Linked DNA regions of Mus musculus: region 1 is linked to region 2. A link is a loop called in an ENCODE intact Hi-C map of the cell type or tissue named here. Cell type or tissue: gastrocnemius. All regions are shown on one strand. Each heading gives the region's core, and the rest is flanking DNA. Links, peaks and the distances in the headings are about the cores only. Region 1 holds the start of Unc45b (unc-45 myosin chaperone B). Region 2 overlaps Rffl (ring finger and FYVE like domain containing protein).

Region 1 (4,391 bases), core at 212-4,211, 72 kb after region 2:
GGGGTGATAAAGTCTGCAGGGTGGGGGCTGGGAGCAGCAGATCAAGCTGTCTGAGGTGGACCGCAGAGCTCAGAGCAGTGCCTAGGAGGAGGCATCGTGCAGAAAGACTGTGAGTAGGCTGGGAGCCTGGGTAAGGAGAAGATGGGAGGACTTTCAGGCCTTCAGGCCTGCTTTGGTTGAAAGAGACAGATAGGGAAGCTTAGGGACTCTGACAACCCTTTCAGTGGGAGTCAAGCCCCAAACAAACACCAATGTCCTTTGGAAGGAGTGGTCAGTGGATTTAGGGGGGCTGGAGTGGATACCTTGCCAGCAGAATTACTATCCTACACTGCGAAGAGGGAAACCTGGGGCCCTAGCTATCAGGCTAAAAGCCTTGTCCTGGGTGTCCAGCAAAAGGCTGACCACACAGGGCTGTTGGTGTCCCCGCAGATGGCAGAGGCTGAAGCGGCACAGCTGAAGGAGGAGGGGAACCGGCATTTTCAGCTCCAGGATTACAAGGCGGCCACCAAGAGCTACAGCCAGGCCCTGAAGCTGACCAAGGACAAGGCTCTGCTAGCTACACTCTACCGGAATCGGGCAGCCTGCGGCCTGAAAATGGTCTGGGACAGGACAGCGTGGGTGGGATGAGGGAGGTTAAGGCTGGAGGCAAGGCTGTGATGGCCTGACGGAAGTGAGCCATCATCATCCTCACTATGCCCTCTAGACCCCTTGAGTTGGCAAATGTGCCTCCTGTTACCCCGGCCACTGCTCTAGAGAAGCAGGAATTCACCAGTCACAGTTGGCCCAACACAGGTGCTTTTCATATGTTGGGCCACTCCTCTGAAGAGAGCCCTGCGACAGCCTATGCTCTCATTCTCATATCTCAGTCAAGAAACCCAAGGTTCAGAAAGCGGGAGTAGCTTGACCAAACTTTCCCGGGTCGCAGAGGAGCTGGCATTTAAAGCTAGGGTTGCCTGGCACTACAGCCTGTGCTTTTCTGTACCAGGCACAGGGTGCATCCCAAGCCCCTGATAACCTGCAGCACCCCCCCCCCCACCCTCCCCCCCCCCACCCCCGCCTCCCAGGTTAGCTCCTCCCCTCACTTAGGGAATGCTGATTCCACTGGGCCCTCCCTAATCTCCAATCTCTCGTTCCTGTTTCTCAGGAGAGCTACGCCCAGGCAGCCTCGGATGCTTCCAGAGGTGAGCTCTACACTTTACCCTCACTCAGCATGGCTGAGCAGTAGCTTGGATCTGGCTTTCATTGTTATTACGTGCTATGATAGTCTGTAGGTTCTGAAGGCTAAGAAACCACTAGAGAAAGAAATGAGGTATCTGGCAGTATGTAGCTCAGGGAAGGTGGCTCTCAGGTGGAATAAGGAAGGTTTAATTTCACTTTAGGGGCTTCAGAGCCAGACCTAGGATAAGGAGACAAAAAACGACAGGGAGGAGTTTGGGCAGGAATAGGGAAAGGGTGTTTATTTGTTTGTTTGTTTTTGGGTGTCTTGGAACTAGCTCTGTAGACCAGGCTAGTCTTGAACTCACAGAGGTTCAGCCTCTGCCTCCCGAGTGCTGGGATTAAAAGTTTCCATAGCCATCCAGCTGTGACAGATTTATTGATGGAGTTGCCTGGCTGTCTCAGGAAGAGGGGAGCACCCTATTTCTGGGAATATACAATCCTCAGTAAGATGGAACCCTGATAAAAATGGTTGGGGAAGCACTGGGAATCAGATAGAAGTTGGGGAGTACTGCTGGGGGGGATGCAGGGGGAGAGGACTTTTAGTCTTGTCTTTTTGCCAACCTTGAGACTCTATGGGTCTTTCTCCCAATCAAAAAAAAAAAAAAAAAAAAAAAAAAAAGGTATGTGCCAGCTAGTTCAAATAAGGAAGACATCCTTATCCTTCCTGGGCAGTAGTATAGGGAGATCAGTCTTGTAGCCCAGCCTCCCTGAGGATCTGCCTGTCCCCCTCTGTAGCCATTGACATCAACTCTGCTGACATCAAAGCATTGTATCGGCGATGCCAGGCACTGGAGCATCTTGGCAAGTTGGACCAGGCATTCAAGGATGTGCAGCGCTGTGCTACCCTGGAGCCAAGGAACCAGAACTTCCAGGAGACACTGCGGAGGCTCAACACCAGCATCCAAGAGCAGGTAAGCTGGGCCCTTCCAGAGAATGTTGGCAGCTTCCATCCCGTTCTTAGGGGGAGATGGGCTAGGGAGGTTGAGATGGGAGGACAGAATGAGCCCCGTTCTCTTCAGTTTCAATAGAGATAGCGCAGAGCATGGGCAGGCTCCATGAAACAGCTAGGCGAGTACGGCTGCCTGTGAGTGATGGAGAGCGCCGTGGTGCTGAGTGAGAGCACAATCTACTCATGGCTACAGTTCTTCTACATTTCAGATGGAAGCTTTGAACATGAATTATGATCACCTAGTGAGTCTCCGTTATTAGAACTCTAGGGGGATTAAAGTAGCCAGGAATCCTGGGGAATCAGGAAGACCAATGGGGACTAGAGGGTCAGAGTCTGTGGGAACATGATATCGTTTCCGGGTAGATGGATAAAGGCATGAAGAGTCCAAGCCAGCGAGAAGGAGCCCTGAATCCTCCCCTGGCTCAACTATTGACTTCTCTCTGGTTGACCCCTTAGACATGTCGGCTTTCTCCTGTACAAAAGAGCAGGAGAGCAGTAGCTCACTCAGCCCTCTGCTCCAAGGCATCCTGTGTGGCTGGACCATGTTACTCAGACTCAGTGTGTGTGTGTGTGTGTGTGTGTGTGTGTGTGTAATGAAAAGGAGGGAGAGATGAGAAAAGGGGTGGGTGAAGGAGGGGCCTGCCCACCCAAACAGATGAGCCCAGACCAGCAGGAGGGAGGAGCAAAAGCTCTCAGCTGTAGGAGGCATGGAGGGAGCAGGAGGATGGTCACTTAGACCACCTTATGAAAGATTCAGAGTGGCCCAGGGTGTGAGGGTCTAGATCCCCAAACAGAATGGTTTCCACTCATCTGGTGAAATGTCTGAAATCTACTTCTGGTGTGTTCGTTTATTTAATTATTTATTATATATACATGTACACTGTAGTTATCTTCAGACACCCCAGAAAAAGGCATCGGATCTCATCACAGATGGTTGTGAGCCACCATGTGGTTACTGGAACTTGAACTCATGACCTCTGGAAGAGCAGTCAGTGCTCTTAACCACTGAGCCATCCCTCCAGCCCTTACTTCTAGTTTATTAGCCTGGAGATAGATTTCTAACTTAATCTCCAATTCAATGTCTAATAGTTGATTGTTTATGAGATTCTTGTTTGGGATCAGAGTCTCTCTATGTAGCTCTGGCTGTCCTAGAGCTCGCTGTGTAGACTAGGCTGGCCTTGAACTCATAGGGATCTGCCTGCTTCTGCCTCCTGAGTGCTGGGATTAAAGGCATGGGACATTATCTCTGCTCCTTGGTACACCTTTCTATCTGTGGCATCTAGAACAGTGCCTGGCATAAAGTGGTCATTCAGTTAATGTTAAAATTATTATTAGCATCATCATCATCATCATCATCATCACTAATCGTTATTATGAAGGGGTATGGAGGCAGAGGATGTGGAGGCTGGTTTTCACTTCCCAACCCTGAGAGTTTTGCAATCAGCTTAGGTCTCAGGGCTTGCTCTGCAAAAGCCTTTGCCAGCTGAGCTATCTCACACGCACACCCTCCCCCCATTTGTTCAAAAATGAACGGATGCGCTAGGGTTTAGATTAGATCTTTTTTCTGAATTGAATATATGAAGAATAGGTGTGCACCAGCTGCCTGCTTCACTTAGGGCTCTCTCTCTTCAGCTCCGTGTGCAGTTTTCTACAGACTCCAGGGTACAGACGATGTTTGAAATTCTTCTGAACGAAAACAGCGAGGCTGATAAGCGAGAGAAGGTGAGTGATGCGTCATTCCTGCCAGCAGAGGGCGCTCTCTCCACGCGGCTCCCATGAAAGGATTCCTTGGCCTGGGATGGTAAAAGGGCCATAACCACGGCTATGGAGAAACCTTGGCTCCACTCCGGGTTAATCTCATTAGAAAACGGCACTACAACAACCACATATGGTCCCAGTTACCTATTTTGTACATACACTACACACATGGAGTGAAAACATCCAGGCAGAGTGGAGCCTGTGGCCTAAGTCGGGTTGATCATGAATTCAAGGCCAGCCTAGACTACACAGTAAGACCAAGATAAACCAAAGCAAAATGTGAAATAGGAAATGTGTTCCCTGGTTCTACTGAACAAACTTTAAGTGTGTTGTAGCCACAGGTAAAAGCAAGTCGGGCAGCACAGCCACAGAACACACTCACCTTGCAGAATCCCATCGGAGAGCCCTACTCTAGACTCCCTTCTGTTCTTTGGCATTTTAATTTTCTACAATTCCCTAAAAGGAG
Region 2 (4,391 bases), core at 110-4,109:
ATGAGGCCCTTAGGGATTGTGGGTCCCCTGCCTTCCCACCTGCTTCATACCTCCCCCCTCATTCACCTCACTCTGACCTTCTATCACTCAGTTTTCAATCTCTCAAAAAAAAAAAAAAAAAAAAAACAAAACAAAAAAAAAAAACGGTATTCATTTCCCCAGGCAACACATTTCCTGGCTGGAGTATTCTTCCCAACACAGTTCAGGAGGAGGCTGGTATGGGTCTTGAGTTCACCTCCCTCTAACATAGTTGTCTGGCACATAGCAGGGGCTCACTGCATTGGCTGAAAGAACGCACCCCATGGTTTTCTTTCTGGCATCTGTCTCACCCTTGTTTCAGGACTACACTTCTGAAAGGCTGCTAGATATCCACTACTCAAACGTGGCGTAATAAGTACATTAGAAACCAAACCTTCCAACGTTTCCAAACCAGTTCCTCCACCTCCTGAAAGCAATAATATGATCTACACTGTAGACTTCTCAACAATGAGTTTCTCATTCATTTGCTCCACCTGTCCAAAATCCTAATCACCTCTGAAACGGAATTCGAGGATCACTTCATTCATGAATGCATTTAATCAACCGGTTACTCATTCAACAAAAACCCAGAGCCTCTTACAAGGGAAACTCACTGTGTTAAATACATGAAAAGGAAGAAGACAGTCAAATCATCTCACAAATATTTAGAGACTGAAACACTGTGAGGCGCTTGACACTAGGAGAAAGAAAGAATTGAGTTAAGCCTCAAGAAACAAGCTCTGGTGATGAGCTGATTGAATGAGATGTAAGCTTATGACAGAAGCTAGGATGAGAGTGGGCGGGTCAGCCAGGTGCAGGAAGCAGAGCAGGGGTGGCCCATCCTAAGGCACTGAATGGGCTGCCTTATATTAAACCTGTCCCATACTCATGTTGCTGGTTGTTACCTGAGAGGACACAGTGTCTCTTACAAACCAACACACACACCCCCAGGAGATGCTGAGTCACACGTCTGGTACCTAGGAGTCCAAGCTTGTAAATTCCCCTAGGTGAGTTGGACGTGCATACGCCTGTCTATCCACTCAATGACTACACACGGATCCTTCTCTCCTGAGAAAGCACTAAGGTCAGTATGGTATACTGTCTCCAAATTAGCAGCAGTGATCCTAACCATACTTAGTACATGTCCTTTTGCATGATGACTTCAACACTATCCTCCAGGAAGTCAGGCTCACACACTAGCCTGTTGGCTCTGGGCTATATTTAGCCAAACCAACGCAGACAAAAGTGATCAGTTGGAAGATTCGGACCTTGCAGCTTCCTTTATGGCCTAGGCGCTTGATCTTGCTCAATGAGGAGACAGATAGACTTCATGGAGGACAACCAAGAAGTCTCAACCAACAACTAGCAACAAGACCCAAGCATGTGAATAAAGCCAAGTGATCCGTGCTAGCATCACATGGAGCAGTGGTCCGTACCAGCATCTCTAGAAGCACCATGAGCCCTCAGGGCATAGGCAACAGCGCTGGGCTGGGCAGGGCGGGGGAGGGGAGACAAGAATACACATGCAGAGCTTGCAAGAATACACACTACCAAAAGCTTTGGGGTAATTTATTCTACATTAATCCATTTAAGTGGGACAACACAAAATTCAAAACTTTTAAAAATTATTTACATTTCAAATGCTATCCCGAAAGTTCCCTATACCCCCCCCCTCAAAACTTTCAATAGCGGTCATTCAAGTGTTTCCTAATTTTGATGATCCTCATATTCATCTAAATAACTCCCTCCCCTTAACTTAAGGGCATTTTTACTGTTCAATCTCTGAAGCTCTTGTCCTGGATAATCCTAAAATTTGCCCTGTAGACCAGGCTGGCCTTGAACTCAGAGATCCACCTGCCTCTCCTTCCCAACTGCTGGGATCAAAGGCATGGGCTCAAAATGACCACCTGGCTATTTTTCAACTCATTCATTTCTCAAGTATAATGGGACCAAAATTGCATGTCATTTGTATCTAACAGATGTTATTTCCAAGCCTCAATCAGTTTTTCTATAATCTAATTTCACAGTTCAAGTGTATAAGTAGCCCCAAAAGTTATGGTCCACAAACGTCTATGCGACCTTCTCTGCTCCTCACACAGTTCGTTCCACCTCATGCCTCCTCTCTGGTCTCACAGCACGACCGGAAGCTGCAACACTTGGAAAGCCTGAAGGACAGTAACTCAGTGGAAAGGGGCTCTGGCCTAGAAATGAGGCACCCAATCCTCGGCGCGGCGCTCAGGGCGTGGCAGGGGAGGGGAGACAAGAATACACTTGCAGAGCCCAAGAAGTTGGAGCTAAGAGTAATGGGGTCTTGCCACAGGTCAGGAGGCAGGATCCCTTGAGTTCCTCCTCCTACCTTGATTGTAAAGTGGCCTTGTAAAACAGTGACCCTTAGCTCTTCCCTTCTGAGCAAAGGCACCCATTATGTAGAACAGGACAGTGCTTATTTAATTACAAAGACACCAGCTAGTTGCTTAATGCATTAAAAGAACACTTCCCCCGCGTCTGAATTGTACATGAATAAATGTTTCTATATGAGAACTAGTTTATATAACCACTAGTTTAAATTAAAAAAAAAGGGTTCGGGGGAATAAAGCCAACCCAACACAGGGTTATAGTAGGCATCAGATAAAATACAGAAAGCATTTTGTAAAGCACTATAAAAATGTTGCCAGGCAGTGGTGGTGCATGCCTTTAATCCCAGCACTTGGGAGGCAGAGGCAGGTGGATTTCTGAGTTCGAGGCCAGCCTGGACTACAAAGTGAGTTCCAGGACAGCCAAGGCTATACAGAAAAACCCTGTCTTGAAAAACTAAAACAAAACAAAACAAACAAACAAAAAAAAGCAATGGGGTTAAGCTGGCTCTGCTGCTCCTGTAAAAGACCTGGGCTTGGTTTCCTGCACCCCATCAGGCCGCTCACAACTGCCATTAACTCCAAAGCCATGATCTGATGCTCTCTTCTGGCCTCTGAAGACACCAGGCACACATGCAATGCACATACGCACATGCAGGCAGTCAAACATATACACAAAATAAGAACACAGGACAGCATGCTGGGCCGAGACTTCAGCAAGCCCTTCAATTGTCAAATGAACTCAGAGTGACCATCTAGATGGCAAGAGAAACATACAACAAGCAGCCATGAGTCTGCGTTCATCCAACAGGAACCCAAAGCATCCATCTGATGAGAGCATATGGATCTTATAACACTTAAAAGACATTTAGACAATAAAGACATTTAGAATGTGGGGTGATCCCTAGGGACCCATTTCAGCCACTCTGCCTGATAGAACAGGCTCCAGACTGAAGACCTGAAGTCAGTCAAGGAATGAGATAACTAGAGAATAAGATCGAAAGTGCAAGAGTGAGAGAGAGAACAAGAAAGGGGGAAGGGAGGAAGAGAGAAGGGGGGAGAGGAGGGAGAAGAGAAGAGAGGGGAAGGACATTGAGGGGAGGGAGACAGTTGTAGAAACCCAAATAAGGAAGAATTATGAAACTTGGGAGGTCAAAGACTTCATAGATGTACAAATCTTTGGGGGATGAGATTCTGTCAGTCACGGAAGGGGCTGTTAGGGAAAGGATTAATCCTTAAAGCAGTGCTCCTCAACTTCCTAATGCTGCCTCCCTCCCTTTAATACAGTTTCTCAGGACCCCCCAGCCATAAAGTTATTTTCATGGCTACCTCCTAACTGTAATTCTGCTACTGTTGTGAATGTAATGTAAATATCTGTGTTTTCCAAAGGGTTTTCTGGACATCCCCAAAGGGGTAACAACCCACAGATTGAGAACCACTGCCCTAAAGGGTTATGTCATGGCCAGGGAATGGACAATGACCAGTGACGGTAGCTAAGGGAGATGGAGGCAGGCTGGTTCTGAGGAACCACAAGACAGAGTCAAGTCTGAAGTGCTTTACAAATCCTGGTAAGCAGCAATGGTTTAAGAAGTCTTGGGCAACAAGTGGAGAAGATGGGGGTCTGCCGAAGCTAACCATGAGAGTTCTGAGCAGGACTCGCACCAGTCTGTCTTTGGTATGTGACATCTTAGGAAAGAGTATTCTCTATGTTTGAAGAAGGCAGGCCCTGCCTGTAAGTATTCACAAAACAAAACTCTAAGCCAGTAGGGTGCTTAAAGAAAACAAAATGCTTAAAGAAAACAGTAAAAACTGTTTCCTGAGGTTGGAGAGACAGCTTAGCAGTTAAAAGTACTTCTAGAGGACCCTGGTTCAATTCCCAGCACCCACATAGTGACTCACTATAACTGCAGTCCGAGGGGATCTGATGCCCTCTTCAGGGCTTGGCAGGCACCAGGCATGTATGTGTATAGTGTACATACATACATGCAAGCAAAACACCCATACACATAAAAATAAAGG

What was found. A loop is a pair of places that touch in the nucleus more often than their neighbours do. Peaks named below come from ENCODE experiments on the same cell type or tissue, not always from the same donor. Only the 100,000 strongest peaks of a DNase experiment are listed, where the experiment ranks them.
Region 1: a loop joins it to region 2, with 16 times the contacts of the local background. A loop is called at or near these places in 1 of 42 quality-filtered maps.

What each region holds. Positions count from the first base shown.
Region 1 is chr11:82,911,251-82,915,641 of GRCm38, forward strand. It overlaps Unc45b (unc-45 myosin chaperone B), which reads left to right and starts at 3. Exons shown (of 20, transcript NM_178680.4): 1 at 3-109; 2 at 430-597; 3 at 1,145-1,181; 4 at 1,954-2,129; 5 at 3,800-3,889. The coding sequence starts at 430. In gastrocnemius, for the core only: a CTCF peak has its summit at 3,908 (motif pointing right); a DNase peak (open chromatin) is centred at 3,921; H3K4me3 peaks cover 3,784 bases; H3K27ac peaks cover 1,234 bases.
Region 2 is chr11:82,839,614-82,844,004 of GRCm38, forward strand. All of the region lies in intron 1 of Rffl (ring finger and FYVE like domain containing protein), which reads right to left. Among named protein-coding and RNA genes, the nearest start is that of Rffl, 29 kb to the right of the region's middle. In gastrocnemius, for the core only: no CTCF peak of the experiment used is centred there; no DNase peak of the experiment used is centred there; H3K27ac peaks cover 653 bases.